Regions from separate parts of the Mus musculus genome. Here region 2 is linked to region 1. Evidence: chromatin loops called from intact Hi-C (ENCODE). Cell type or tissue: heart. All regions are shown on one strand. Each heading gives the region's core, and the rest is flanking DNA. Links, peaks and the distances in the headings are about the cores only. Region 1 overlaps Coro1c (coronin, actin binding protein 1C). Region 2 holds the start of Alkbh2 (alkB homolog 2, alpha-ketoglutarate-dependent dioxygenase).

Region 1 (15,869 bases), core at 5,348-13,347:
AAGGCACGCCTCACTGTGGGTGGGGCCAGCCCTGGACAGGTGGGCCTGGGTGCTGAGCTGGCCATGAGGAGCAAGCAGTGTCCCAGCATGGCCGCTGCATCTGCTCCTGCCCTGACAATGAGCTCAGCAAGGCAGTGTGACTGACAGCTGCGAATGTCGTGAAGTCTCATCACAGCAACAGAAGCCCTAAACTCAGGGGGCTCAGCAGTCACAGGCCTTCGCTGTCCTGCAGGGGACCTGGGTCTGATGCCTGGCCCCCTCATGATGCTCCTGGTTCCAGGGACCCCACACTTCTGACCTTCGCAAGCACCAGGTGGGCATGGAGACAGTGCACAGCAACACATGTAGGCAAAACAGCCATGCATACTAAGACCAAACCCAAACACTCAGGCACTTACCTTCCTGGGGACCGTCATGATAATGGGCTCGCACTTTCTCTCATGAAGCTTGAAGAATCTTCAAAGGAGACAAAGGCAAAGATACAGAGTGAGTGACTGACAGCCCCCAGACTGTTCCCTCCAGCACCCGTGGGATCTGAAGATCACCCCCACTGACCAGCTCAGTGGCTGCTGCAGGCTAGGAGCAGTTTGGTGTGCCCTCTACAGAGAAGAGCGACTGCCCATGCAGCTGGGGACTGTAAGCAGGAGAGGCCAGTGAAAGATGGCTGTAGCCAAGCCAAGTGCTGGGGACCGCACAGCCATGCCCCAGTGACTCTCCACTGTGTCCCCAGACAAGAGAGCACACACACACACCTCACAGGAGGCAGCACCTGCCAGTACAGGCACTGTACGTGGCACACATGGGAACTCAGGATAACTGCCGGGGCTGGCCTGCAGGCCCCTTCCACCTTCTTGTCATTCTTACGGCTTACTGCTACCTCTGCATGTGTTAGCATGTGAGTGTGTGTGCCACAGCACGATGGAGTCAGTCCCCTTCTCCTGCTTTTGCAGGACCCCTTGGATCCAACTCTGGCCATCAGGTCTATGTGGCAAATGTCTACCCACTGAGCCATCCTGCTGACCCTGCCTTCTACTTTTTATTCCAGACAGGGTCCCACACTGGCCTGGAGCACTGCCACACAGGGCAGGCTGGCTGATGGGCGCTCCCAGGCTGCTGTCTCCTCCACCTGCCATCTCTTTATCGCTGGGATTACCATGTGCACCACAGAGATAACCACGGGTCCTGGGACCTAAGCTAACCTAGGCCTGTAAGTAAGATCAGAGCTTTACCGACAGAGCAACCTACTCAGCCATCTACACAGACTTCTTCCCCCCCACCCCCCACGTGTTCCCAGTCGGCCTCGCTCCCCTCACAGCTCTCTGTCCCTGTCTGTCTGCCTTTACCCCTTCGCTCCTTCCCTTCTCCTGAATAATCCTCCTTTATACCAGGTCTGTGGCATGGTGTGGCCTCTCAGGTGACACCTTGGCATAAGCCTGCTGGGTACCGCCCTCCCACTGCAATACATTTTATATCACAGCTCTTGCCCACCTGTCTTCCAGGGACCATTGCCCATAGCCTCGACATGAAGGAAGTGAGCACACAAGACACTGAGCCCTGCTGTGTCCCAGCTGTGCTCCACTGCAAGGACAGGCCACAAGCCACAGTCAACTGCAAACACACTGAGGTAGTCCTGCAGCTGGCCTGCTGCGTCATGAACAACTGGACACGTTGGGTTCAATTCTTTACCTGGCAATTTCACACTTGTTGACGTCAAGGCCCCGCTTGGGCATGTAGCCCATCCCTCGCTGAGGCTCCTTGCTGCTGAATGTGTTGAGGTAGTGGACATATGGGGATTCATCCGTGATCTCAAAATAGCGGATACTGCTGTCACCCTGAGAACCAGAGACAAGTCAGTGCCCACAGTGATGCAGACATTTTCTTTAAGTGGGTGGTACTCACACCACCCAGAGTTCATGGAAACCTAACTTCAGTAGCTGTGCACTGCTCCTCTAAGCACATCTGCCTGAATTACAAGCCACTGTTTCCCCTTCTTCCTGAGAATTCTCCAGCACTTCCTGTAGAGGGCTCCCATGCCTCTCCTCTCCTGGGCCTAGAAATCAGGTCAGGGTCAGGGCAAGAGAGCGAGTGGCGCACAACTGCCCTGAGCACCAGCTTCAGAAGTCAAGCAAGCAAAGCCAAGCGGCTGAGAGCGCAGCTGCACACCCGAAGCCTTACTCCCGGGCCCCAGGAACGACAGGCAACCAGGGGCGATCAATACAGGGTCTCTCTAGAAGAAGCAGCAGCAGCGTTTCAACTGTTTCCTCTAACTCTGGACAGCACCAAAGGCTCTCAGGGCAGTGAATGAAACCCCATGGTTAGGCTGGAGAGATGGCTGAGAGGTTAGGAACACTGGCTGTTCTTCCAGAGGTCCTGAGTTCAATTCCCAGAAACCACATGGTGGTTGACAACCATCTGTAATGGGATGTACACTCAGGTGTACATGCAAATAGAGCACTCATTCATAGATAGATAGATAGATAGATAGATAGATAGATAGATAGATAGATAGATAGATAGATAGATAGATAAAAAAACAAAACAAAAGCTTGCGGTCATCATGTTTGAAGTGGTCAGCTATTTTTTTGGCAAGCTACCCAATGCCAGCAACCTAGTGTGAAAGAGGACAAGCTTTCAGCATGAACGTGCTCTTACACACACACACTCACTCACTCACTCACACACTTTAACATTAAATATGTCAGTTACACTGCCTAGCTTCTAGGGTTCTGAGGACGAGCCCTGGCCCTCTTCGGCTGGCCTGACAGCAGACGCCGTTTACCTTCCCACATAAGTAGATGATGCTGGTGTCCGGATCGTAGAAGGGGAGCAGCACCCCATTGCTAGTGTCCATTTCATGGAGAGCAATTGGTTCCTGCATGTTTTTCTGAAAATAAGTTAAAAAATACACATAAACACACACACAACACACATATATACATTTTAAAAATACCAGCAGAACTTCAAGTCTGAGCAAACACGGGTGACTTCGTGCATGTAAATACAGGTGACCTCATGCATGCAAACACTGTAAATCAAACTCCCTGACGATCAATGCAGACATCATTATGGGTCCACAACAAAAACCATCTCTTTTGAGATGTTTTCTTTTTGAAAAAGATTTTTGTTTTTAAAGGACAGCCTGGGAATTCCAGGCCAACCGTGTGTGTGTGTGTGTGTGTGTGTGTGTGTGTGTGTGTGTGTGTGTGCGCATAAGTGTAGTGTAGTTGCCTGCTGGGGACAGAAGAGGGCATCCAATCCCCTGGAGCTGCAGCTGTGACCATAGGTGACATAATGTTCTTGACCCGAGCCATTTCTCTCCAGCCACCACTTTCTCATTATAAAGAATGGCACGCTGGGGGTGGTGGCGCACGCCTTTAATCCCAGTACTCGGGAGGCAGAGGCAGGCGATTTCTGAGTTCGAGGCCAGCCTGGTCTACAGAGTGAGTTCCAGGACAGCCAGGGCTACACAGAGAAACCCTGTCTCAAAAAAACCAAAAAAAAAAAAAAAAAAAAAAAAAAAAAGAAAGAAAGAATGACACACATTGAGCAGGACTGTGTGCTCCGTCCCTGTGAGGTCTAAGCACCAGTGGAAACCCTGGAGCCCCTTGAGTGCAGGCCTAAGGTGCACTGCTTGCCTGAGCCCCACTGAGGACGAGACCCTCCTGCTAACTTAAGACAGCAAGAGCACAGAGAATCACACTGAGGAGCCTGTGACCCCCTCTGCCAGCCCAAAGCCCCACTCAAGCTGACAGAAACTTGGAAAGGGAGGAAACTGGCTTACTGGGTTCCAGAGCGCCAACTGCCGCTCGCTCATGCGGCTAAAGCCAGTAGTGAAGACGTTGCCGTCCGCCAGGAAGATGGCACGCATAGGCCTGGCTCCTTCGTGTGCTTTCTCCTTCTCCTGGGAAGGGGGCGGGGGAAGCAGATGCAGATTTCACACACTTACATTCACTGTGCAAAGCCCCCAACCCCACACACAGGCCCAGTCTGAGCTTTCCTGGGCAGGACCCTGAGGCCAAGGAGGTGCAACTGTCCCTCCTTATGAGAAAGCAGCGTCACTGAGTGGTCTGGTCAAAAGGGCTCTGGCACACATGTGACCTGCAGGCTGGGGGCAGCCCATAGGTTCTCCAGCCTCACAGGACACACAGAAGGCCACTCCTAGCCTTTCCTGGTTAATGAGCGTGCCCGAGTAGACACCCTTGGGATATGCTGGGTGGACAAACCGGACTTGGAAAGTCCCTGTGGTCGGTAAGACACACCGTGATTGCTGTCCACCCTACACAGTGCTGATAGTTAAGATGCACCATGATTGCTGCCCACCCTAGAGCCTGAGGGGATATGCTTCTGGGCTTCTCACCCACAGCTGCAGCCCTGACAAGACCGCGTGCATCTTCAGGCAGGGAATGTGACTTTGCTGAAGTCCTACTGGGTGTTAGAAGCTGAGTCTCTAAGCCGACAGTAGGAGCTCCTTCCTGCAGGCCTGTAGGGCACCTGGATAGTGTTCTTGGGTCAGGTGGGCATCAACTGGGGTGTGGTCAGTGTAGACCCCTGACAGTCTGGCTGAGCTCATCCAGGCCTGCAAAGCCCCGAGGGCACTCTAAGCTGTTTAAAGCACTGCTGGAACATGTGTGGTAGTGCGCACCTTTAATCCCAACACTTGGAGGCAGAGCCCGGTGCACTTCTGTGCTCCAGGCCAGCCTGGGCTATTCTGACTAAGGTCACCATGAGGGGACAGAGCTGAGCTAAGGCTGGACAACTAGAGAGACCAGAAACTTGGGCAGCCACCTCCCTACTCATTTGATGCCCACACTCCACAAGGACAGCGTGGCTTCTGTGTGGCAGCCTTCAGAGCCCAGGAAAGGCTACTGACCGGCCACCAGGGCTGTGTGCTGGACACACTCACCGCCACAATCTCCTGTTTCCTGGGGTCAATGACTCTCACTTTCTTGTCTTTGGATGCGGTGCAGATGAGACTACCGTTACGGCTCCAGCTCACATTGTAAATCATGTCTGAATGCATATCGTCCAAGTTGATGAGGGCTTCCCCTGTCCCCACGTTCCAGATGATAATGGCATTATCACAGCCTGTCACAAGCAGATCAGTCACCAGGTGGGAAGGGCCCACAGAGCATGCCAGAGAAAGCAGCCAGCCCCACAGGGACAGAAGCATGGGAGGGAAGGTGCTAGAGACAAGAGGCCCCGCCTACTAGGCTGGAGTGATGTGATCTCTGTAAATGAACACTTTAAAGCCAGCCCCATGAGAGCCTCTGTCAACCCAACAAGAAGCTCAGCACAACAGAAGTCCCCTGGGGGTCAGCTGGACTAATGGAGCCAGGCGGTCTGTCTCCTTGGCTTGCACAAGGCGAACAGGAAAAGGGTGAGCTGCATGGTCCCCACAGGTCCTTTCTGCCATGCTGCCCCTCAGCTAGCTTCCCAGCCCATGACCTGCTCTGGAGGTCATCAGAGGGCTGGGGGGGGGGGTCAACAGTGGCTAAGCTGGCACCTTACAATGCCTTCTGTATCAGTAGACGCCCGCCTGGCATTACATTCCTAACCTCACACACCACAAACAGCTCCTATCCTTAGTTACAAACTGATCTGGCCAACTTGCAGAAATACATTAAAACAAAACAAACCAGTATTGTTAAGGTGTAATTCACAATAACCATTACATATATCTAGGTAAGTTCTGACAAATGCCTATACCAAGAGAAAGCTTACTGCCATCACCCCGAAAGCTTTCTGTATTCATATATGCATGCGTGTGTGCTTGGCCCCGCCGTGTAAAGGCCAGAGGGTGCGTCTTTATTGAAGTAGCCTCTCACTGGCCTGGCCTGCCAACCCATGCCAGGGAACTGCCTTTCCTTCTCTGCTTCCGCGGCACTGGGATAACAAAGCTCACCAGCATGTCAGGCTTCCCTAACACAGGTTCTGAAGCCCTGTATTGAATGAGTCACGTCCCCAGCAGGCTGGGCCAGCCTTAAACTTACTGAGCCACCATACCTAGTTGATGTGTTGCTTTTAGGAAAAAGAAAGGGAGGGAGGGAAAAGAACGAATGCACGAATGAATGAATATAAAATTTGAGCAAAGGCAAAAATTTCTGTAAGATGAACTTGGAAATCATGCCACAAGAAGCGGGTGAGTAGAGAGACAGAAAGTGCCAGGGTTCACTGTGGAGCAGTCTAACAGAAAAATTCAAAAGCAGCATTGGTGTTCAGAGCCGGGAGCTGAGCAGACAGGCTGAACTTTGCCAGCAGGACAGTGTGGGCGAGGACAGCATGGCCCGTGGGAAGGCGCTGGAGCACACACATCAAGGTCCAAACCCAGGTGTTTGGAGTCTGCCATAGCTCCTCGGTGCTCCAGTGGGGTCCCACCCATCCCCCCATCACAGGGTGAGGGCAAAGCAGCCTCTGGGCTCCTACCTGCACTGAGAAGCACATTGCGGGCCGTCGGGTGCCAGGCCACGATGCCAACTCTTTTTGAGTGCCCTTCTAGAATCACCACAGGCTCGGTCAGGGAAAGGGTGAGTCCATTTTCCGGGATCTGCCAAACCTGTTGGAACAGGAAGGAGATTATTGGTCTAAAAGCCGCTGTCACCTTTGACTCCCAGGTCACTATGGCCACCCAGTGGCACTAAGGCGCAGGTGACGACTGTGTGCCTGATTTAACTGTAAATCTACTAAGTAAGCACTTGGGAACTTTTCTTTATCTGTGACCTGCCAGGCCAAGGGTGTCCTCAGAACCACAGGTTGTTCACTCTGACTGAGTAGTGTTCTCCTTTCTCTATGGTAAGATTTCCTTTCTACAGTGCGGTAGAAATATTCCCACATCCCACATGTAAACACAGCCCATGTTCACACTCGTGCGCCAGCAGAGGGTTTACCTCAGTGTTCTCTGAGGGATTCCGTCATTTTGTGCTTCTCCCTCACCACTGTCTAGTGGGTACTAGACAGCTCTGAACTATCACGTATTAAATATCATGTGAGTCACCACGTCCCACATTCCTTTATGAGATGGTGAAAATATTCAAAAACTTGTGTTGGTGGGTATATGCATTCATGAACATATTAGAAACCACCGAATTGTACATTTTAAATGAGCATATTCTGTATAAATTGTATCTTAAAAAAAAAACAACCTTACTTGCTGCTGTGTACTTCTGTGTATTTGGTTTTGTTTGTTTGTTTTTTTGAGACAGGGTTTCTCTGTATAGCTCTGGCAGTCCTGGAACTCACTTTGTAGACCAAGCTGTCCTCGAACTCAGAAATCCGCCTGCCTCTGCCTCCCCAGTGCTGGGATTAAAGGCGTGCGTCACCACGCTTGGCCTTCTTCTGTGTATTTGTATGTGTGCGTGTGTGCATCATGCCTCTGTGTGTGTGTGTGCATCATGCCTCTGTGTGTGTGTGCGTGTGTGTGTGTGTGTGTGTGCATCATGCCTCTGTGTGTGTATGTGCATCATGCCTCTGTGTGCGTGTGTGCATGTGTGCATCATGCCTCTGTGTGTGTGTGTATCACGCATGTGGATGTCAGAGGACAACGTTGTACAGTTGCTTCTTTTCTTCCACCTTTGCATGGCTTCTAAGGATTGAACTCACATCACCAGGCTTGCATGTCAAGTGCCTTTACCTGCAGAGCCATCTTGTTGGCCCCATCAATTATATCTTAACGAGGTATATACTTAAGAAAAGAGAGAAAGAAATCCATTTGGGGGTCTAGAGCTGGCTCAGTGAGTGAGCGCTTGCTCTACGGGAAAATCTTGAGCTTGGATTGCTAGCACCAAATAAGGAGCCAGCCGTGGCCATGCATGCCTGTGATTCCAGGACTTGCTGAGGCGGGGTGTGGACACAGGGGGACTCAGAGCTTGTGGGCCAGCTGGTGGGCTCCTTATTCAGCAAGGATGTGAATCAGAAGGGGGTGAGGTAGAGAGCAAGAGGGGCAACGCCCAGCCAACATTGTTAGTGCATTTACTGCGTACAGGCACAGACACACCAGCTGACTGACGGTGACAGGCAGAAGGGTTAGCACATCCAGACTGGACACTGTCACAGGGAGGGGAAGGGAAGGACGCGGCCGAGCGGAGGGAAGCAGACTCAGTGATGAACACTGGGAGCTGAGGGCTCTCTGCCTTGTTTCTTGCTTTATTTAGCGTCTTGCTATGTGGCCCAGTCTGGCATCAAATTAAAAACAACCCTCCCACCTCAAATTCAGAGGCAAGACCCCAAGCCTCAGCCATGCACCACGCCAGGCAAAGATGGAGGCTTTCAGAGTCAAGATACAAAACTACTCCCTAAGAACTGTCGCAGGTAAGTGGACTGGGCCTAAGGCCCAGAAGAGCATCACTGCACAGTGTCCGATCCACAAAGAGTGAAGGTTGACACAATTACCCTCTAAAAACCTGGATCCTCTCCAAGAACAGCAAGTGCCCTTTGTGGCCCAGCCATCTCTCAGCCTGACAATCATTATTTTTTGGATCCTCCTGCCTCAGCCTCCCGGGTGATTTGCATACTGTCATAGCTGGATTCCACTTGAAGCAAATAAAACATCTCGTGCAAATCACAGGAAAATAAACCAACCTCCTGAGGCCCAAACCTAGAGGTCACCTGATGTTCCAGCCCAGCTCCCACCATGTGGTGACATCTGCACAGGCAGCTGAGGCCAGAGGAGAAGGGGCGCTGGCACGGGTCTTGCCTAACTCGCCCTGGCACAGGTCTGCTCCCCTGGGAGCAGGGGCCACTGCTCTACTTTCCAGTAGGGCAGCGGAACCTGGCTGAGTATAATCACAACTGCAGCTGAAGAGAACGCACGGGAACAGGGGGATCACTCTGACGAAAGCGTGATGTTGCAGGAACCTTCATGAACGACTCAAGGGGTTGTTGTTTTTTGCTTCTAACAGCAAGTGTGGTAACTCCACGCTCTACCCCCAGGGGTCGCCCTTGCCTCGGCCTGCTTGGATCCCAAGGCCAGCAACAGTGAGCAGGGTGGCGGAGGCGCAGGGTGTCGTCAGAATCTGCACCCTGGGACTCAGGAGCAGCAAGGCTCAAGCACGAGCTTCCATTTCTCTAAACTTCTCCTTCGCCCATGGCTTGCTTCAGTAGAGGGGAAATGTCAATGATGAAAGCAGAACATTTGTTATAGGACAGAATTTTAATTTTTTCTTATTGTGTATTTTATGTACGAGCACTTTGTTTTCATGAACACAGAAGAGGCCACCAGATCCCATCAGATGGCTGTGAGCCACCGTGTGGTTGCTGGGATTTGAACTCAGGACCTTGGGAAGAGCAGTCTTAACAGCCCCATATGCCAGTGTCTTAAGTCAGGCCGGCTGGTGTCTGCAGTGCACGCTGAGCCGACTTGATGGCAGGTAGATGCACTAGACACAGAGACTTAGCTCCTTTCGCCCTGGGTCCATCACACATCTACTGAGGAGCCGCCACAAAGCAGGTAGTAATGGCTTGGAGGCTGAATGGGAAACTGAGCTCTCACAAACTGACACCCAAATACAGACGGTGCTGGAGTCACACAAACACACCCCAAGTGTGGGCCACCCATAGCAGCGCGCTCCACTGCCCTGGGGATGTGCATTGAGGCGGTCTCGGGGTATGCACTGAACCTGGGGTGATGGTGGACGGTGGGCATGCTAACGTGGCGATGTCCACTGTGTCCAATGCTGTGCTGACTGAAAATGCAAGTGTAGTCAGGACCACACCACAGGAGTTGGCTCCATAGGGAGTCTCTGAAGAAACAACTAAGAATGAAAAGAAGCAGGGGAAAGGGAAGAAACAGGGAAATCAAGTAGTCAGTTTCAACAGAAACCCACCAAATGCACAAAGCATCTTCTAAAAATCGAGCAAACAATGCCTGGGAGAGGCTGGCCGAGGGGCGGGGGCAGCAGAGATGTCTGGGAGAGTCTGAGAAACAAAATGTAAAGACACCAGAAGCCGAGTGATGAGAACAGAGCGAGATGTGAGCTGTGGGCCCTGCCACAGGCAGCACGCCTGCCCCCTGCTCCCCCCCCACTTTCTAGTGCTGCAGGCCTACTTACCACTGTCACTAACTGGCTCTCTGCCTGGAGGGGGCCTGCTACTTCTGGTAATGGCCTGTCAATGTCACTGAAGGTCTTGCTTGGGGACACAGAGCAGAGTGCCACTCTATTCTCATTCTTATGCACATGCTGGCAGGCTGGCCTGGGCCTCTGGGGCTGGGATGCTAATTAGCCACGTTAGCACTGAACCCTTAGGTGCTGGGAGCCAAACTCTGTGTTTATACTGAGGGAGCATGGCCTGGCTTACAGAGGGTTCTGGAAAGGTCAACTGAGCTAATGTTCTGCACAGCACTACCCTAATAGGAAGCTGCTCATGGGGAGGAACACAGAGCTACAGCTGGAAGGCCTAGGTTCTGGACACTGCCCTCCTCTTGGCGGCATGAACCTTCTGACAAAACTGTCCTCATCTGAGCCTGCGTTTCCAAGCGATGTGATGCGTCCTGGTCCTGTCTCCTCTGTGCCACTGCAGTGATCCAATACAAACATGCAGATCCAGGCCTTAGACAAGGCCGAGCACACCTCTGCTCTCCTGTGATCACACACACTTTTAGGTTTGAGCCCCAGAACTTCTGAGAGGACTCTGGTCTTGTAGTGAGCTCATTAGTACCCACTTACATCCCACATGTCATGTGTGTGAAAGCTCTTGTTTATGCCTGGGACAATTTGTGCTGATGCTGTCTGTGAGGGTTGGAGAGTTTTTCTCTGTTCCTGTGGTTAAAGACTGGGACCCCAACACCAATCTGCTTTCTCAGAAACACTCACTGAGCAGGGAGGCAGACGTCAGACTCACCCTCCACAGAGGGTCCAGAGCAACACCTCAGCACGGCAGGGACAAGTCTCTATCCTGTCTACTGAAAGAAAAAAGTCTTTGAGTCTCTAAAAATTCTATTGGATGACACATTACCATAGTAATGTTTTGTTTTGAAAGAAAGAAAGGAAAACAACCTAATCAGCCCCAAAGGGCTTCCAGATGAAAGCGGGGCTCAACCACTGCAAACCCACTGAGGTTCTGAAAACACGCTCGAGCACATGTGCGAAGCCTGCATGCTGTGTCCCCTCCACATGTGAACGGGAGAGCAGGGCTGCAGGAGGCAGGGCAGGGGAACCTGCTCCCATAAGCAAGCAAGGCAATTGGCTTAATGGTTTTATTTTTCAAACATGGCACAAATTTAAAATACACAAAGTGTTTCCAGAGCCCACTCTCCTATCTTGATCACCCGCCGGGAACTGACTACTGAGCAAGACACTAGAGTTACAGCCATGAAGTGCTTCCTTGCAAAAGGTCATGTTTTTACAGAGCCCAGGGCACTGATTTCAAAGGGAGCACAAAGGCGAGAAGGTCTCAAGACGCGAGATGAGGGACTTGCTGCAGAACAGTCTGGAGGCTCCACGAGGCCTCACGAGGTAGCACGTGGCACCTCTGCACTTTCTGGAGGGCAAGCTGAGCCTGGGACTGAGGCTGGATCTGCCGAAGGTCAACAGCCCGGAGGTGATCTGTACCCCAGACACACCACAGGACACCCCACATCAGGGCTTCTACTTCTGTTGTAATGAATAAAGTCTGCTGAGAAAATCCAGGATAGAACCACAGATACACCAGGTACCGTGCTTACCTTTGTTTACTTCTGTAAGATAAGGACCTATGTGGGAAGAGAGGTGAAAGCACTCGCTATGAATAGATAATCTGCGACTGCCTCGGATGGGACAGTGGGGACAGCTAAGGGATCCTTTCACCTCAATCTGAATCACAGCCTCTGCATCTGTGTCTGATGCTGTTCCCAGACAAGGGCAGCCAACAGCAGTGCAACCTGGCCTGACTGTTCTTGGAACTATTTCAATCACTGCCACTTACTGGGGCTAAGATTCCTCCGAGTAAAATACTGAGAAACCACAATCCGAAAAACTCCATAGGACGCTACAGAGTCAAAGAGCAGAGCGCACAATACCAAACCCTGGGCTGGAAGCAAAGGGCAGCTCCCGGGATGAGAGTTTACCTGTTGCCTGTTGGTGTCAGCACTGCTCCAAACGGCAGGCCCTGGCATGCAAGCTGCCCACCACACTCCACTAAAGGCTGCTTAAAGAATATGCCTTTCAAAGGAGAGCCTGGGCTGGCAGGGTGGCTCAGTGGGCAGAAGTGTTTGCTGCCGGCCTGACAGCAGGGTTCAGTTCCTGGAAGCCATGTGAGAACACGGCTGTGATAGTGTACTCCTACTGGAGGGAGACTACCAGCAGACAGGAGAGCTGCCTGGAGACCACCAGCCAGCTAATCCTGGAATATGTGGTGAAGCAGAGACAGGAGGCCCTACCTTAGCAAGGCGGAAAGACAGAACCAATTCCCAAAAAGGTGTCCTCCACAATAACAGGTAAAAATAAAATAAAATAAAATAAAATAAAATAAAATAAAATAAAATACAGAGAATTAGCCAGGCAGCGGTGCATGCCTTTAATTCCAGCACTCCTGAGGCAGAGACAGATGAATCTCTTAAGTTCAAGGTCAGCCTGGTCTAGAGCTCCAGGACAGCCAGGACTGCACGAAAAACTCTGTCTTGAAAACAAAAACAAAAATCAAACATCAAACCAAACAAACAAAAAGCTGGAGAAGCTGGGCAGGATGGCCCACTCCTGTCTGTAGTCTAGCATTTGGGAGATGCAAGCAGGAGAATCCCAAGTTCTAAGCTATAGGCAAATAATGGAGATTGTAGTCCCTCTAACACGGAGAGACACCACTCCAGCACAGTTCATAAAATGAACAGACCCATGTTTATAACTCAGTGGGCTTAAACGATCCAAAGGCAGTTTTTAAACTTTGCCTTACCCCTCAGCTCTGTGAGGGGCCGGCTCTGCTGTACTCCTACAGAATGTTGCCCGAGGTGTTCTTGCTGCCATGTGTCCGTGACGCGCCCTGCACTCACCACACAAGTCCTCATGCATGCCCAGCTCTGCGTGATCCTCTGTCCGCACGCCTGGCCTTACATCAGCTGCCCTACTGTCTATGTGGGGTGGAGGCTGAGAGTGCCCTGCACGCCTAGGAACTCCTCAGTTGGGCAAAGACCCTGGAGCTCTGCCTATCACCTGCAGCTCCAGGGACACTGCCACTTCCACCACTTCCACTAGCCAGTGTTTGAGCAACTATCCAGGGCTCTTCTGGTTTTTTGTTTTGTTTTGTTTTGTCTTTTTTGCTTGTTTTTGTTTTTGTTTTTAAAAAAACGGAGGGGGGAGAGGGGAGGGGGGCTTGAAAGTCTACAACCTCCTGCCAGTTTGAACTGTCCTTAGCACAGGGTGGAGGGGATGGTGGTGGAGGGCGGAGTCAGCAGGGACAGGAAGCCAAGCCTGTAAGGCTCCCTCCGCCCTGACACTTCCCAGCCTGTCAGCACGCTCACTCGGAGCCACTGAGTAGGTGAACAGTAGCCTCTGTGTGGCCCACACTTAAGACAGAAGGAAATTAGGAGATTTGGCCCAGAGCACTGTTCAACTAACAGAATGTTTGCTCTGCCAATGCAGGAGCAGCAATAGAGGATTTCTGTAAGACAGAGGTCTGAATTACAGCTGGTGTTGGAACTTCCCCAAACCTCAAATAAAAACAAAGCTGGTAACAGACCAAAGCACCCCAAAATCCTACAGACGGAAGCACCCTACTTCTCTGACCTAACGGAGCAGGTCGCTGACACACTCTGGCAATGGAGAGAGGGTTGCCTTTCTTAGCGGCCGCTGATCACTGGAGCCCCCTACCTCCACCCCAAGGACTAAAGAGGCAGGCGCAGGCTGAGCCTAATGTTCTCAAAACCCATCAGCAAGGGCTCCTCTCCCCAAGACAGCCAAGACAGGCATCGGAGAGAAACCAGGGTGAGTGGCTGACCCCATTTGAGCAGGTAGGAAATGGGGGAGGACCCCACACAAAGCCCCTCTTCTCTCCCCGCAGAACATAGGAATGGGAAAGGCACAACAAAGACAGGTCAGAAAAGCAAGGCAAGCCCCGTGTTTCTTAACATCAACATACTCTGTGAGAGCAACAAGTCAAACCAAGCCATCTTCTGGAAACTTCTAACAAACACACAGGGATTAAGTGTGAACACTCATATGCATATACTCACACATGCATACACTCAGGCATGCACAAGCATACTCCCACTCCCACAGAGAAAGAGGTGGACTGAAGGAGATGGCTCAGCAGTTAAGAGCACTTGTTGCCAGAGGACCCAGGTTCGATTCCCAGCACCCACACATCAGCTCACAACTGTTAACTCCTGTCCCAAAGGATCTAATGCTGTATTTTGTCTCTGGGTCTTTTGCAGGTCCATGGTGCACATAAACTCAGGTGAGCATACAAACACATAAGAATAAACACAGACTCGGGAGGCAGAGGTAGGCGGATTTCTGAGTTTGAGGCCAGCCTTGTCTATAAAGTGAGTTCCAGGACAGCCAGGGCTATACAGAGAAACCCTGTCTCAAAAAAAAAAAAAAAAAAAAAAGACCAAAAAAACAAAAAAACCCACAGACAGAACAAATAATGTACTCCAAATAAAAAATAACGACAAGATGCTAAGAGGAGCAAAGGCCCAAGGGAAGATGGCAACTGGGCCCCAGCTGTCATAAAGAGACCAAGAGGCCTGGTCTGAAGAAAGTCTAAGAGTGCTGGCCCTGGAGAAGACATCCAGCCCAAAGCACGGCCCACACCTGCTCTGTGGGCTACAGCAGTCAGAGCTATTCTCTGCACTCAGCTGCAAACACCTCCTGCCATTCATTCACCAGGTCACCTTCCCAAGTGCTCAGGCTGGTCTCCGAGGACAGAGACTAAGCAAGGGAAGCTGCAGAGACTGATGTATGGGGTGAGGAGAGTGGCTTGTAAAACAGAAGTCTCCATAGGAAGCCACCGGGCTGCCTTAGCGTCTCACACTGAGAACAGGGCTCAGCTGGTGCTGACAGCACACAGGCTATCTTCCCGCTGCCCACACCGTAAGATGGGTGCTTTCTAAGCACGCTATCACCGGGAAGGCCAGATGGATATCTAGTACACCAGAAGACTGTACCATCACTGCCACCACTGCCTTCACACAGGCCACAATGAGGTCACCAGCACTAGAGGGCCACGTTCCTTGTCCAAAGGCTGTAAGACTTGACTAAGCCACATTAAATGTGTGGTCTACACAAAAGTACAAGTTCTCCGAGGTAACTAAGATGTAAGAAGCAACAGGACCAGGAGCAAAAGCCAGGTGTGCAAATCAAATCCCACTGGGAGACAGAGGCAGGAGGATGTCTGTGAAAGTTCCAGGTCAGCCTGGTCTATATAGACCTTCCAGGCCAGAACTACAAAGAGTGTCCCAAAATAACAACAGCAGTCTGCAGCAAACTGACCAACACTGAAGACAAGGCCAGGTCACAGAGCCTCGGAGCTGGGCATGGTGGGACACACACAGCCTCAGCCCTCTGAGAATGGAGGCAGGACATTGAGGGCTTGAGATCAGTCTGGGCTGTAATACAAGACCCAATCTCAAGAAAACAACAAAAAGAAACCTGGTAGTTTGGGATAATTTTCCAGGATCAGGGAGGCGACTTGAAATTAGGGGGCTGGAGAGATGGCTTCATAGTTAAGATCACTATTGCTCTTGCAGAAGGCCTGGGTTCTGACCCCAGCACCCATGTGACAGATCATAACATAAACACCTGTGACTCCAGTCCCAGGGGATCTGATGCCCTCTGCTGGCCTCTGTGGGCACTGCACGCATGTGGTGAACACTCGGACACATATCGTTCAGGTTGAGCCTCCACCCCAGACAAATGGTGACAACTGGTGGGTGCCTGCATTCCCCCAGAGTCTGTTGTTTGTAA
Region 2 (15,869 bases), core at 5,118-13,117, 280 kb after region 1:
CATACCTCTTCCGCTTGATGGCAGTTGTCGTTCACCATGGAGACATGCACTCTGGACACTTTGTCACCTACAGACGGTCACCACCTTCTGCCAAGAACCCTCTCTCAACCAGCAACCAATGGCTGTGGATTTCTGACGACACCGTCCGCAAGGCCAGCCTGCAGGAGGTCCTGTCCTCTAGTGCCTACCTGCTGTTCTATGAGCGAGTTCTGTCCAGGGTGCAGCAGCAGGGGCGAGAGTATAGGTCTGAGGAGTGACAGGCCAGCCCAGAGCCAGGGCCCATGGTGAGGTCCACACTGTCCAGGATAAAAGCAAAGGCATGCCACGTGTACACGTGCAAGCCAGCCCTCTAGAGCCCTCAGCCTTCTGTGTATTCTGAGAGCAGGCTCCACAAGGGAGCCAGACCCACACAGCACTGCCAGGGTGAACTGGAAGATGTCCTGTGTGTCTAGAGCGTCTTACCTGACAGAGGCAATGAAAAGAAGCAGATCCCAGAAGCCACCTTTTCTCTGCTGTAATATGCTAGGTGTTCTCAGAGGGCAGCCTTTGGCTAGCCCCTGACATTTCACCATAGATATTTATTTTTAATAAGGAGGCCCGTAAATATTATTGACAAGAATTAGTGAAATTATTAAAGGCAACAATTGAGAAGAAAAAGTGCCTTTGTTTCCCATTGTTGTGAGACCAAGCGTGACCTGAGAGTCACAGCTGTGACGCTGGGAAAGCCTTGTCCTTCCAGGCTCCTCAGAGGCCAAAAGAATAGTTCAAGAATGCCTAAAACAGTGTGGTGGCTCAACCTGGCATCCCAGCACGTGGAGACTGAGGCAGGAGGATCACTGCAAGTTCTAGGCCAGCCTGGGCTCCATCATTAAAACCTTATCTCCTCCCAAAGCCTCAAGACACCTCCCACCTCTGGGGACGCCTTTTGTAATCTCGAGTTCCCTGTGCCGCCCACGGAGGACCAGGAGTGATCACTCTTCCTGAGCTGTGTCATCTGCACCTCTGATCCGCTTCGGAAGATGGCTCGCTTCCTGTTAGTAGTTGCCCACGACAGGGTTTACAGGCCAGAACCTGGGCAGGGTGACCTGACAGCTGGGGTAGGAAGAGCAGGCCCTAACCCAGGGTGGCAGTCTCTCTGGACCTTGCTTTCTCAGTCAGCCTACGGTAAGGACGGAAGCAGCATGATACCTGAGCAGAAGTGGAGCAAAATCCTGCAGTTTGGCTTTAGGGCCATGCTCTAAGAGTGTGTGACTCTCATGGTTTCAATAAGCAAACGGTACACTGGGCCTCTCCCCTTTCCAGACTAGCCTCATGGACAGCCAGGGGGGGATCGTGACGGCACTGACGTACCTAGATGTTAGCTAAGTGTGTAATTAAAAATGATACCAAATTCAAACTGACTCTTCTGGTCTAAGGTTTGGAACCTGACCTATCCAAAGGTCACTGAGGTAAGGCCAAGGATGTGTTTTCTCTGCCGGGGGTGAGCTGGCAGACATTCCAGATGTGCCTAGGCATCAGCTATGAGATCAGATCTCACTGTGCATACTGAGGACTTGAGACTCTGAGACTATGCTGTGCTGGACTCCACGACACAGCAGCCCCACAGACCTGGCTTCCGGGCTGAGATGAACACAAAAGCCGGCAGTCACTTGTGACCATAGAGCACCGTGCAGGGCTGTGGGCCCCAGGCACCAGTCCTGCTGCTCCTGAGGTGGCTGAGAGGACAATTGTGTGCGTGAGCCGCTGTAGATGTGTCACCCTGACCGAGCGCTAATGTCCTTCCTCATTTTGTAAATTATTACATTAGGTAATGACCAATGATGGCTCCTAGTTTTAAGTTCTTCACAGTAGGCACCTACTTCCCGGAGAAACGTAAGCTAAGCTAGTACTTCCGCCGTAGGCTGCCGAGTGTGGACTTGCTGAAGCCTTTGTACCTGCTGAGCACTACTGCAATAAAGACGGTTTTGTTAGGAAACAGCCAAGTGCGGTGCTTTAGTCCTTTATGTACCGCAGGCTACCTGTCAACTTGTGAAGATGGCCTGCCTCTGCCTCCTGGGTGCTGCCACGCCAGGCCTGACGGGTGGTCTTTTTGGTGGGTGTCCCATGGCATCCTCCTCCTGGGTGCTGCCTATGTTTTTATAACCTTTCCTGTTCTCTGTGGTAAAGCAAACACCAACTCCTTCCAGCTAAGAGAAAGCACAGAGCACTGACTATTAAAAATGGCTCTTAGGGGCTGGACAGATTTGTCTCCACATTAGTACCTGTGTTGAGCAGCCCACAACCACCCATAACTATAGTACCAGGTGATCTGGCACCTCTGGCCTCCCTGTGCATGCACATAACACACACATATGTCCACATATGTGCACACACATGCACACACCCCCCCCCAAATACAATAATAAATAAAGACATTTTATTTCTTAGTAGGTAAAATTTTCCGAAAAGTCAAGTTGACCCGCGGAGCCAGGACCCTCTTGCGGATGGGGAGACTGTGGTACCAGTGGGTGTTGGTTGGGGGGTTCATCATCAGCAGGCTTCCGTGTGCCAGCTGCAGCCTGACCACCTCCACTGTCCTCCGGGGCCTCTTCCCTCGAGAGTCTTTGTGCCGGAAAATGAAGTCTCTGCAAGCGCCAAAGGAGACAGACGCGATGGGGCTCCCCGGAGCCAGTTCTCGCTCGTCATCTCTGTGCTCGCCGATGTGGTCGCAACCATCTTTGTACCTACAGTGGGCAAGCAAGCAATCAGTTCAGAAGAACCTCGCTCCCTCAGCTGCTAATGGAGCTGCCTCACTCTCTTGCAGCCTGCAGCAGTGCTGGCTTCGCAACCTCGTAGCCTGGCAGGCGCACAGGTGAGCCCGGCCTCGGGTGTCCGTGCTGAGTGTGCTGCTTAGAATGAGAATGGTCTCTGCAGGGTCCTGTTTGCACACTTGGTCCCCAGCTAGTAGAACTATTTGGGACCAAGCAGGTGTGACCTTGTTGGAGTAGATATCATTGTGGTGGGGCTTGGCTTTGAGGTTTCAAGAGCTCTCACCAGGCCCTGTCTGTCTGTCTGTCTGTCTGTCTGTCTGTGTCACTTGTTCTTGCCTGCTATGGTGCCAGTGCCATGCCTGTCTGTTCCCCCTGCCAGGATGATCACAGACTCACCCTCTTAAGACAAGCAAGCTCAATAAAGAAAGCCTCAGCACAATGCTTTCTTTTTTAACAGTGGCATTCCTCACAGCCATAGAACACTTAATAAGTTGCTTCTTACAATACCTGCAGGCCTCACCCATCACATCACATAGCTACGCCTTCCAGGTTCACAGCCCGAAAGCCTGTCACAAGCTCCTCCCCACATTTGCTGACCACCCCCCCCCCCCCCCCGCAGTTCAGCCCTTCCCTCCACACCCTTCCCTCTCCATCTCCGATCTTCAGTGGCACCCACCGTAAGCCCCCTCTGCTCTACTCTGAACACTGGGTATCTCCGGCTCTCTAGCTAGTTACCAAGTCAGCCGTCCCAGCCCCTGGGAGCCTCCCTCTCACCACCTAAAGTGAAATGGCTTCCCCTTTAGCTCAGGCCTCGGAGCCAGGCTGAATCAAGACGCCCTGTTGGCTGCTATACTGGAACCCATTCTAGGTGCTACGGGCACCTACAGGGTTGAGGCTGGGGGTGTGTTGAGCATCCTGGCACACAGGTCAACTCCGTACAGCAAAGTACTTTGGACCCCAAATCCAGCCCTATCCCCAATCCTATCAGTATGTTTAACTTTCCCAGTAACAGGTCCAACCCCTCTCACATCTACACACAAGCTCTGTGAAGACTCCCCTCTTTAAAAAGAAAAAGATAATTGGGCATGAGTACAGTTATTCACGGAAGCCAGAGGTGTTGGATCTGCCAGAGCCAGGACTGGGAACTGAACTTGGGTTCTCTGCAAGAGTGGCACGGCCACCTGTCTAGCCTGGTGCACTATAGAAGGGTTGTCACAAAGGAGCACGGCTTTCCTCGGAGGAAGCCTTACCTGTTCACGAGTACAAAGTTGAAGGTCTGTCCTGTCACCTCGCAGACTCGATCTCGAACACGCTCTAGAACAGGAACCCAGGGCTTTGGTGTCAGGGTAAGACCAGAAAACGTGTACGTGAGGCCAGCATCGCCATAGGTCGCCTGCTTCCTGGGAACACTGTGCCACTTTCCGAACACCTGGACCTTGGCCAGTGCACCTGCGTAGAAGAACGGGAGTTCCACCAGTGACCCTTGGGTGCAGACAGCTCCGCACATTCAAAGGTGGAGAAGCAGAAACAACGTTCCCTCTGCTCACGTTGTAAAACGCCATGTTGGGAACCTCTTACCCTAAATCATTGTGGCTTGTCCCAAGTATTCACTCTGGTGCTGAAGTAGACAGAACACAAATTCCAAGCCAGCATGTCTCAACGAAAGAGAGAGATGCCTCAGTTGGTAAAGTGTCCACCACAAGGTATTGCTCAGTATGCCTCGAATCCCACTGCTGGAGGCTCACTGGCCAGCTGGCCTCACTGGATCTGCAAGTTCCAGACTCAGGAGAGGCCATGTCTCAGTGAGGAAGCGGTCTCCAGCTGGGCTTTATGTCAAGGGGCAGAAGGAATGCACATGAGTATACTGAAAATCCACTGGATTCTGTGGCTTCCTTGTGCAGACACATGAGACATGTAGACACACTATGTGCAGACACACAAGGCATGTGGACACAATAGCATTAAAACCAGCGGGCCACAAAAACAAAATAACATGAGAGCACCACAGGGGCTTGGGACAAAGGGGTTCTGTAGGAGTCAGGGTGATGAATCGGGGGTGTGTGAAAACAGCCAAAATGCATCATACACATGCATGAAATTGCTGAAAACAAAACATGGGTGACTTGTGATAAGTTATTTCTCTGCCACGGGTGAAATGGGCCAAGACAGATTAGATAATACTAAATGCAGTTTCTTGGGGCCAGTTCACTGGCCAGGGAATTCACCATAGGGGAGGAGGAAGAGAAATAGAAATAGAAAAAGAGCTCGAGTGTACAGAGAGAAGAGAAAGAGGAGAGACCACAATGTCTGGATCATATAGGGAAGAGCCTCTGGGGGAAGGGCTGCTCAACCCCTGGGCTGGAAACAGGGTTGGGGGCAGGGTATGTCAGGAAAGGACTTGTGTGTGGGGGGAGGAGGGGGATGCTGGAAGAACCTGGAGGCCTGGTCTGCTTTGATATACAAAATACACACTCCCTTTGTCCCTGGTCCAGAACCAAATCCTTCTAAGAGAAGGCCCCTGAGGCCATCATTCTCCCCTTCCTTTTTAAAATTTTGTTTTATTTTATGTATTTAAATATTTTATTTTGCTTGCTTGTGATGTCTGTGCCCTCGAAGGCTGGACAAGGGCACCACAGTAGCTGGAACTGGAGTTACAGAGGATTGTGGGCTGCCATGTGGGTGCTCAGACCCAAACTTGGGTCCTCTGGGACAGCAACTAGTCTTAACTGCTGACTCATCTCATACATTTATTTAATTATGGTCTTTAACAAAACAAAACAGGGTGTCGACAGGCAGTGGTGGCGCACGCCTTTAATCCCAGCACTTGGGAGGCAGAGGCAGGAGGATTTCTGAATTTGAGGTCAGCCTGGTCTACAGAGTGAGTTTCAAGGCAGCCAGGGCAACACAGAGAAACCCTGTCTCGAAAAAACAAAAACCACTGAGGCCTAACCTTCGCCTCCAGCTATTTTGAATCAGTATCACGAAGATCCCAGAATGGTTCGGTTTGGGGGTTTGTTTTGCTTTTTTTGTTATTTAGTTTTTTAACTTCCCAGGTAATTCCAATCAGTTGCCAAATAATTTCGTTCTAGACCTCGTGGACAGTTCGTATGCCAAACCATAACCTAACCTAACCAGAGCTGCCCAGACCGTGACCTAATCCGTCACAGCCGGAAGTTCACGCTTCTCCCAGGGAAGGCGCATCCTGTCCTCGCACAAGCCTAACGCACGTAAGACCTCCGCCTACCAGTAAAATACTCCACTTCTTGCTCCAACTCTCGGAAAATCTTGTCTGCCTCGGCTTTGCCGAATAGGACGGTGTAATCACAGCTCAGACCTTCCGCGCGAAGGTGTCGCCAGTCCGGGCTCTTCAGGTCGCCCGAGGCTCCTCCCGTCGGGGCGGGCTCCTCCCCTCCCCCTTGGAGGTCGCGGAGGTCTGGCCTCACCAGGAACTTGTCCATCCCGCCGCCCACTCACAGCTCAGACGCGTCCTACAAAGGAAACAAGAGCGCATTAAACCTCCTAGGAGGTGCCTGGCGGGCATCATCCAGGCGGGGAGCCTGCCCTGTAGCTTAAGTCTTCCTAGCACAAGCTGACCCGAACCACGCTGTCCTCACGCCCCAGGCGCCCATCGGTAGGAATCCCGGGCACGCATCCCCAGGCCCGCCCTGGAATGGAGTACTTTTAAAGACCCGTCCGTCCTCTTCGGAATTCGAGAGCTTTGGCTGCAAACGGCTGCCCAAACCCAAAAGGCTACACATGGGAAGACGCAAGCGCAGAGAGGCATGAGGCTCGCCCAGTTACCCAGAAAAGCAGGGTTGCCTCTGCCCTGCGGCCCCGCGGGGTAGGGGCTGGCACGGGCGAGCAACCGGGCTCCACCGGAGAGCCCGGAGCGGTGGGTCAGGTCTCTGCACAGACACACGCAGCCCCAGGAACCCTCACCCCGCCCCTCCCGCCTACGCGGGACTTCCGGGCACAGCGCCCCCTGCCGGTCTCCCTGCGCACCGCAGGATGCTGCCTTCACCTGATGGCTCAGCAAGGTTAGGCCTGTGGACCAGTTCTGGGGTCTACGAGCCTAGTGTGCTACAGCATACTGTCTGGGGGGCTTGAGGGCAGTGTATGAATCTGCACTCCTGACAAAGACACAGCATTGTCTGACCACTACAGTCGACATGGAGAACAGTTATACCATCCCATAGAATCCTTCCTCCCTTAGGTTCCGACATAATTTGTCAGCTATTCCTTGCTTGCTCTTCTTCACGATTCCACATAAATGTGATGGATTAGAGGCTGTATAGCCTTTTGCGTTTGACTTATTTCTGTAAGCACACTGCTTTTAGATATAACCGTGTTTTAAAATCTTTATTTTATTTTATTTATATGAGTACACTATTGCTCTCTTCAGACACACCAGAAGAGAGCATAAGATTCCATTACAGATGGTTGTGAGCCACCACGTGGTTGCTGAGAATTGAACTCAGGGCCTCTGGAAGAGCAGTCAGTGCTCTTAACCGCTGAGCCATCTCTCCTGCCCCTGCCCCCGTGTTTTTTAATCTTTTGGGGGGGTTGTTTTTGTTTGTTTTTCTTTTCTTTGTATGTGTGTGTGTGTGTGGTTTGTTTCGAGACAGGGTTTCTCTGTGTAGTCCCAGCTGTCCTGGAACTCACTTTGTAGACCAGGCTGGCCTCAGACTCAGGAATCCATCTGCCTCTGTCTCCCAAGTGCTGGGATTAAAGGCGTGCGCCACCACTGCCCAGCTGTGTTTTTTAATCTTTAGCTTCAAGTACAGCCATTTTATTTATATACTATGTATAAACATAGAGGACATTTGTACCGTTTTTCTCCTTCCATTGCTGGTATGGAAAGACCTGTGACAGTCATTTCTTGCTCCTGGTGGCACAGAAGAAAAAAAAATCACCATAAATATTCAAGCTCAAACTTTTCTGTGAATGCTGAGTTTACTTCATTGAGAAAACGCCCTGGTCCTCGACCAGAGGGAACGTGTTATATCTCTCTAAAGTGCTGCCTATGGGAGCACACGGTGCTCTCTGCTGTCACACACCAGCAGGGCACAGCAGGTCCTGTCTTATCCACGTTGTATTTTGGAGATGAAAACAAAAAAGGGGCAATGTGATAAACAAGATTTCTTTGTACAATATGGAAGTTGTGAGCAGGGTGACAGGCTAGGGAGTAGGGGGGGATGGGGAAGAGGATCTTACAGGGAAGAATCCTAAGCCAGCATTGAAGCTTTCCAGGTAAGGGACAAAATAACATAGCATGCGAAGATTTTAGCGGGACGCTGCGGAAAGGCAAACCGCCTGGAGAACTGCTAAATTGGGAGTCTAGTCAGTTCAGATTGGGAGGCTGTAGCCCAGACTAGCCCCTAACAGCTTGTGTAGCCAAGCCTTGTGCTCCTGATCCTCTTGCCTCCACCTCCCAGATGCTGGGCTCACAGGGTGTGTCACCACTCTGTGACACACGGCGGCATAGGAGGGTTTTTCCAGGGCAGCGGTCGGTCGAGGTTTAAATTACACTTGCAGTGGCACACGCCTTTAATCCCAGCACTTGGGAGGCAGAGGCAGGCGGATTTCTGAATCCAAGGCCAGCCGGGTCTACAGAGAGTTCCAGGACAGCCAGGGCTATACAGAGAAACTCTGTCTTGAAAAACCAAAAAAAAAAAAAAAATAAAAAAAATAAATAAATAAATTACACCTGCAAAAGATCACTCAGTAGAAAAGAGTAGCTGGGATTGTTATATTAGAGGGAAGGATATAACTGAAAGCTGCACAACTGAATGTATGTCTGACGTGAGTGTGGGAGGTAAAAAGTACAAGGGGGTGTATGGCTCAGTGGTCAAGCGGTTGCTCAGGATGCACAAAGGCCCTGAGTTCAATCCCCAAAGGGGACTGAAAAGGAGGGAGGGAGGTGTATCTGGGGAAGTGGAACATTTCGGGGTTAAAGGCCTTCAATCTTTACATCAGTAAGACTTGGAGAAAGCCCCGCTTTAGAGCTAGGACAGGTAGGTAGGTAAGCAGCAGGCTCCCCCTACCTCCTAAGCCCCACCCACCCGGGGGCGGGGCCTCAGCCCCTCCCACACATGCGCGCTGGGCCTCACCGACCCCTGCCCAGCCAGCCTCCCCGCCCCCAACGGGAGCCCGCGCAGGTGGCAGCGCGCCTACCGTGAGCACGGCTGCAGGAGTCCCGGAGGTCCGTGCTCGGCGCAGGCATGATCGGCCAGAAGACCCTATACTCTTTCTTCTCTCCGACCCCCACAGGGAAGCGGACCACGCGCAGCCCGGAGCCGGTCCCAGGGAGCGGAGTGGCGGCCGAGATCGGCGGCGATGCCGTGGTGAGACGAGCGGGGTAGCGCGGGACGCGGGGGTACGGCGGGGTCCCGGGCAGGAGCGCCACGCACGCCGCTTGCTCGGACAGACTGGGACACCTTAGGGGTTCAACACAGCCGCGCGCTGTCGGCCGCCGCCACGCCGAGGCACTAGCCAATAGGGATGGGGCACGGTCGCCGCAGAGCCAATCAGTGTGCAGCGTGCCCGCCCTGCTCCTCGCGTGGTCCAATCAAAAGCGGCAAGGGGCGGGAGCTGTTTTGCCGCGAAAAGCCCACGTGGAAGGTCTTGGGTGAGGCGCGCGGGGCAGCACCAGGCAGCGCGAGACTGCGGTGCTGCGGGTCCCGGGCAGGAGAGCCGCGCACCCCGTTTATCAGCCAGACTGGGACACCTTAGAGGTCCAAAACAACCGCGCGCGTCCACGGCCGCCATGCCGAGACATCTACCAATGGGGACGGAGCTCGGCCGCCTCAGAGTCAATCGGTGTGCAGCGTGCCCACCCTGCCCTTGTATAGTCCAATCAGAAGCGGCAAGGGGCGGGAGGTGTTTTGCCGCGAAAAGCCTGCGTGGGAGCGCAGACGGGTGCAGCGGGTCCCCTGCTCGGCTGGACCATGGGCGTCTTGGGGCGGCGGTCTTTGCGGTTGGCGCGGAGAGCGGGGCTCCGGAGCCTGACTCCCAACCCCGACTCTGACTCCCGGCAGGCCAGCCCCGCCAAGAAGGCCCGGGTGGAGCAGAACGAGCAAGGCTCGCCGCTCAGCGCCGAGCAGCTCGTCCGCATCCAGAGGAACAAGGCCGCGGCGCTGCTCAGGCTCGCCGCCCGCAACGTGCCTGCCGGCTTCGGCGAGAGCTGGAAGCAGCAGCTGTGCGGGGAGTTCGGGAAGCCGTACTTCGTCAAGGTCGGTGGGCTCGGGTCCAGCCAGCCTCCCCCGTCCCCTCCCTTTCCGTGCCACACTTGACAACGATGCCGGTGTGTCTGGGTTACATGAAGGGCAGGAAGGTGGCGTCGTGGCTTCGTTTTACGTGGAGGAGGGCGCATAGAAGTCACAGGACAACTTGGGGAAATATCTCACTATCACGTGGGTCCGGAGGTTAAATCAGGTTGGCGGGCTGGGCGCCAGCTGCCTTCGTGGCTTTTTGTAAGCCACCTGGTTTACCCCAAAGCCAACAAACCCTGGGGTAGTGAACAAGAGTGAATGAAATGACCTTTGGTCTTTTATTAGAAGTCAGGAAAGACGATCGAGGCCTTAGGCTGTAATCTCAACCCTTGAGAGCTGGGGGGCTGGAGGTGAAGGCCAACCTCAGATTCTGTGCTATGGGAGGCCCTGTCTTTTAAAAAGAAGAGGGGGCGGAGTTACTGTGAAATGAAAATAGTCCAGCCCAAGAGGGGAAAGGGTGCTATGCTGGCTTCAATTGTTTTTTTAAAAAAAGTTTGGGTTTAAATCATGCGCGCACACACACAAATAGACGAGGTTTCAAACACCTTTTATAAAATAGGTTTTCAATCCTAATTCTTAGTTTCTGGTAAGAATGGGCTTTTAAACCTCCTTTTATCTTTTAAACCAGCTAATGGGATTTGTTGCTGAAGAAAGGAACCACCACAAGGTCTATCCGCCCCCGGAGCAGGTGTTCACATGGACCCAGATGTGCGACATCCGAGATGTGAGTGGAGCTGGGGTCTGGCTAGAGAGGAATCTAACAGTGTTTCAGTTAAGCCACGGGCTGTTTCGTAGTGAGTGTGTGATGGTAGACATGGAAGGTGCCGGGTTTGGTTGTGTTCCGGGTAGAAAGCTGTGTGTGTGTCCAGCTGTTTAGTCTTTTAACCAAACAAAGAAAATGCATGTATACATTTGCTTGTGTGCTTGCTTATTATTATTATTCCCTTGTTATAGTTAGTGCTAGTTTATCTCAGTCTATTGAGTGTAGGCAACGCAGGACTGGAAAAGTGAGGTTATTTCTGCTCACAAGATGTGTTGGGAAAATTGTGGCCCCCATATACTAATAATCTCAGCACCTGAAGGTTGGAGCCCAGCCTGGGCCACTTGAGACCCTGATTCAATAATACAGAAGTCAAAAACAAGGGCGGTTGTATTTTGCACAGACTAGAAGGGATGGCCTGCAGGTACTAGATTCAGGTTGCCTACCTAGCTTGTGTCACTTCCCTGCATGAACGACCATCCAACCGAGTGGCTCATTCTGACCCACGGGTGACTTGAGTCCCTTGGTTAGCTCTGTCTTCCTTGTCATGGCTTCTTTGTCTTCCTCATCCAGTCTTTCTCAGAGCTGGTAAAGAGATAAAGAGAATGAGTAGGTCTCTCACAAGCTGAATAGTCAGCTTTCAACAACTGTCAGCTGGGCGTGCAGATCTGGGCAGAGACTGCATGACCTCAGGCTTAGAGAGCCACATCACTCTGTAACTGTTCCTCTCATCTGCCATGGCTTGAGCCAGGACCTCTGACCTGTGCCCTTTTTTTTATTTGGAGAAAGATCTACGTACGTCATCAAGACTGGCTTTGAACATACTCTAGTTCGGGCCTACCTTAAATTTCTGGTCTAGCTTGGTAGTGGTGGCGCACACCTTTGGTCCCACCACTTGAGAGGCGAAGAGGCAAATATAGAGGCAAATATAGAGGCAAATATAAAAAAAGATATAAATATATTTTTGAGGACAGCTTGGTCTACAGAGTTAAGTTCCAGGACCAGACAGAGAAAAACCCTCTCTCAAAAAAGTATAGGGTCTCAAACAAACAAAACCCCAACCAACAACAAAACTCTTCAGTTTAGTTTGTTTGTTTGTTCTGGTTTTTTTTTGTTGTTGTTGTTTTGTTTTTTTCCCTTTGGCAGTGCTGGGAGGGTCAAATTCATGGTCTTGGTTGCTGTGTTTCGCCATTGAGCCACACATGGGTAGTCTTGGGGTTTTAATGCCCCACCCTCACCCCACAAGTACCTGGAATTGTAGCCTGAGCAGGCAGCCCTGGTTCATGTCACACAGTACAGGCAGAGTCGTTCCCGGGACTGCCCCAGAGCGCTGAGAGACACAACAACAGAGAGAGAGAGAGTGTGTGTGTGTGTGTTGTCACCCTAGTGCAACTGGAGGATTACCCTTTCTTTGCACACCACAGCACACTTGTAGTCAGAGGACAGCTTAAAGGAGTTGGATCTTTCCTCTGCCATTGGGTTCTGAGGTTAAACTCAGGGTATGGGGGAGTGAAGCAGCTTTACCCACTAAACCATCTCAACCCTGGAGTTTACGTTTGTAAGCAACACATAGTGGTTGTTGTACAGAGTGTGGTGGCATTGTAGTCTGTTTGGCACATGCATTACTTCCGACTCTTCATTTTTTATTTTTAATGTACATTGCTAATTTGATGGCGTGTGTGTCTGTGTGAGGGCGTTGGATCCCTGTAACAGGAGTTCACAGTTGTGAGTTCCCATGTGGTTGCTGGGAATTGAACCCAGCTCCCCCGGGAGAGCAGCCAGGACACTTAACCTCTGAGCCATCTCTCCAGCTCCTGTCTTTGTTTATAATAAAGATTTGGCTTTTTTTTTTGGCCTGCATTTGTCTTTGCTGCACATGTATGCAGTGCCTGCGGAGGCCAGAAGAGGGCCCTGTGGGTGCTGGGAGGCGAGCCCAGGTCTTGTGCAAGAGCAGCCAGTGCTCCTAACTAACTGCCGCACCATACCATCTCTGTAGCCTTTATCTTTACATACTGGGAGCCTTCTGGTCCTCAATCGAACTTGTAACTATTTTTGGAATATGTAATTGTTATCAGCTGCGGTTACTGCAGGTTACCACTGTGTGCTGTGGAGCACTGGAAGTTGCTCCTCCAGCCTGCTGGCCCTGCCCCTCCTTCCCAGGCTCTGCTAGTAGCTGTTCTCTGACTGCTTCCATTTCAGTTGGTCAGGAGGCCTGAGTGGCGCCTATAGGCTCTCACCTATTGTCTGCCTTTGCCAGCTCTCCCGTGTGTCACCTGCCGTTACTCCAGTACGTGTCTAGGCCATGTGAACTGTGGAAGTACAGTATATGGGGCGCTCTTTAGGCAGGACTGTGTCATGTACCCCAGCCTTGCCCCTGCCTGTCACCAGCCCTCGTCTCCCCTTACACTGTAGGCAGGTAGGTGATCTCTGCTTGCCGGGGGCATCTTGAGGCTTTTGGTTCTTTCCTCTGTCATTGTTAGTGGCCCTGGAGATCTCACGGGTTAGTCAGTTAGGAAGCAGCTGACTGCAGGAGCTGTGAAGCAGGTGAGCGGCTGCCATGCTTCGCCATGCCTGACCCTCAGTGAACCCCACAGCTCACACCTCGGAAAGTGGAACACGAAGCCCTCATTCTTAGTTCTTAGACACCTAGGTGTCTGGCGAAGGTTTCTGTTAGAGAGCCCACAGGCTCAGGGAAACCAGGTGTTCTGTCCCCAGTTGTCCTTGACCTGCCACCGGAGTCCTAGAACAGGAAGGAGAAAGCCTGCAGCTGAATTTGAGGGTGCTAGACATAGAAAATTCTAGAAAGGAGCCTGGGCTACAAAGTGAGTTCCAGGACAGCCAGAGCTATACAGAGAAACCCTGTCTCAAAAAACCAAAAAAAAAAGAAAAAAAAAAGAAAATTCTAGAAAGGACAGGGACTGTGTCCAGAGGTTGACCTTTCAACACTTAAGAAAGGTACTCGTCCTTGTGGCTTGCCAGGCACTCCCACGCCTGTGACCTGGCCTCATTGTCTTGGTGCTGTGGAGTACCGGAGTCTAGATGCAGATCTGGGGAGGCTTAGGTGGCGTTCTTTGCCCAGCCGTGGTTTCCCATGAGGAGAGACAAGTGGACGGCCTAGACAAGCTTACTGTGACAACATAGGAAGTGGTGGTGTAGGTATAGGAGTGTAACCGTTTGACTTCATCTATGAGGGTGGCAGCCTGCACTCATGCGGTCCACAGGCTGCAGGGACCCTAATGCATAGGTAACAGAAATGGTTAGCTTGCTGCCGCCTCTTCCCCACTCCCACCCTGAGTGATGGCGTGGGCTAGGATGGTCCCTCCTTGGTGTGTTTCCTGGTGGCTCCACTTGTTCTGGGTTTTGTCGTGTGGGAAGTGAAGAGAAACACCACACTGCCCGGAGGCCGGATGTGGGGTGGGTGAGACTGTCACTGGGGATGCTGGTGTTTCCCCGGTCCCCTGCTGTTTTAAATCCTCAGCTGATCAGCTACTGGGCTCCGATGTCTATGTGTTTCTTTAACTGAACCTGGTATTGTCTGATCGTATTCACAGGTGAAGGTTGTCATTCTGGGACAGGATCCCTATCACGGACCTAATCAAGCTCACGGGCTCTGCTTCAGTGTCCAAAGACCAGTTCCACCCCCGCCCAGGTATACCCCCCCACCCCCTGCAGATGGCTTCCGGCAGGCTGTTCCTGGCATCCTGGCAGGCTATAGGTGGCATTATTGGTATGGACTGGGTCACCGAGGACTGGCACTGCTTTGGGCTTTTGTATATACACTTAGGAAGTAGGTTGTGAATGCAGGGCTCACTTAAGTCTTCACGTCACTGACCTGGTTTCCACTCTGCACGTAGGTGGAGGTCTGTGCCGGGGTGACCTGACAGGGCTGGGGTATTAGTCTTTGCCAGTGCTATGGTTGCTGATCCCTCCCAGGCTGGCTTTGTCTCTAACCTTTTCAAGCCCATCTTGGAAACTCAAATTTTACAAACTGCTGGGGATTCTGGTTGACTGTGCTTTTCTTGTCTCATTTTCAGTTTGGAAAACATTTTTAAAGAGCTGTCTACAGACATCGATGGTTTTGTTCATCCTGGCCATGGGGATTTGTCAGGGTGGGCCCGACAAGGTAACCAAGCCAGACTGGGCTTATCTGAGAACAATGCTGGTCCCAGCCCCGCCCCGGGTGTGTGTGTGTGTGTGTGTGTGTGTACATGTGTGTGCATGAGTACTGGTTTTGGTGGAAGGAAGGCAGAGACGATACATTCCCTGGAGCTGAAGTTATAGGCACTGTGTATCCAACGTGGGTGCTGAGGATTAAACTCCGGTCCTCTGTGATTATAGAGTGTGCTCAACTGCTCAGCCACCTCCGTCCCGTTGCTTATTTGTAAATCATGGCCACACTGCAGTGTGGGAGGGGGTAGGCTCTGATGAGGCTTTGGGGGGGGGGCGGGGGAAAGGCCTGTTACACCTGTTATCCTTGGCCGCTCCTGTTTCAGCTTGCTTGCTCCTGGCCGGCTGTTCTTGGCGTCTAACAGATTGGTTTTGTTGCCATCAACTATTTGGGACCCATTCTCTTTTCTGGTTCTTCGGTGTCATTTAGGATTTGTATTTTTCTGAACACTTAGTTTTTTAATACCTCAAACTAGAAGATGCCAAAAGGGCAGACATGAAACATAACACCCTGTGTGTGACTCACGGGTCCCTCCATGCCGCTCCTGTTGAAACAGTGTGTGTGTGGCCTGAGTTGGGTCCTGCCCTGGGTCTGTTTATGGGTAGTGTGGTAGTCTCTAAAGGATGGTCAGTTTGTCTGAGCCATCTCTAACCTTCCCCCCTGTGCTCACAGGTGTCCTCCTCCTCAACGCCGTCCTCACTGTCCGCGCCCACCAAGCCAATTCCCATAAGGAGAGGGGCTGGGAGCAGTTCACGGACGCGGTCGTGTCCTGGCTGAATCAGAACCTGAGTGGCCTCGTCTTCCTCCTCTGGGGCTCTTATGCTCAGAAGAAGGGCAGTGTCATTGACAGGGTATGTCTTCTAACTCCATTAACAGAGAGCCAGGCAGCCCTGGGGTGCCCGCTCATGTGCACAGCATAG

What was found. A loop is a pair of places that touch in the nucleus more often than their neighbours do. Peaks named below come from ENCODE experiments on the same cell type or tissue, not always from the same donor. Only the 100,000 strongest peaks of a DNase experiment are listed, where the experiment ranks them.
Region 2: it touches region 1 in a loop (3-fold over the local background); 4 of 42 quality-filtered maps call a loop at or near these places.

Annotation. Positions count from the first base shown.
Region 1 is chr5:113,845,748-113,861,616 of GRCm38, forward strand. Coro1c (coronin, actin binding protein 1C) reads right to left here. Exons shown (of 11, transcript NM_011779.3): 4 at 6,424-6,553; 5 at 4,904-5,085; 6 at 3,782-3,901; 7 at 2,780-2,884; 8 at 1,687-1,832; 9 at 399-456. Gm52824 (a long non-coding RNA gene) reads left to right here. Exons shown (of 3, transcript XR_003955977.1): 2 at 1,046-1,207; 3 at 1,500-2,781. Among named protein-coding and RNA genes, the nearest start is that of Gm52824, 12 kb to the left of the region's middle. In heart, for the core only: a CTCF peak has its summit at 12,067; DNase peaks (open chromatin) are centred at 8,924, 10,294, 11,084, 13,013 and 1 weaker place; H3K27ac peaks cover 6,165 bases.
Region 2 is chr5:114,121,532-114,137,400 of GRCm38, forward strand. It overlaps Alkbh2 (alkB homolog 2, alpha-ketoglutarate-dependent dioxygenase), which reads right to left and starts at 6,687. Exons shown (of 4, transcript NM_001359941.1): 1 at 6,552-6,687; 2 at 5,995-6,238; 3 at 4,001-4,199; 4 at 2,395-2,723. The coding sequence starts at 6,208. The coding sequence ends at 2,417. Ung (uracil DNA glycosylase) reads left to right here and starts at 9,625. Exons shown (of 6, transcript NM_011677.2): 1 at 9,625-9,982; 2 at 10,650-10,745; 3 at 14,333-14,430; 4 at 14,816-14,904; 5 at 15,622-15,800. The coding sequence starts at 9,698. It overlaps Usp30 (ubiquitin specific peptidase 30), which reads left to right. Exons shown (of 13, transcript NM_001033202.3): 13 at 1-1,393. The coding sequence ends at 257. In heart, for the core only: a CTCF peak has its summit at 12,677 (motif pointing right); DNase peaks (open chromatin) are centred at 6,210, 9,310, 9,570, 10,070 and 2 weaker places; H3K4me3 peaks cover 4,428 bases; H3K27ac peaks cover 4,156 bases.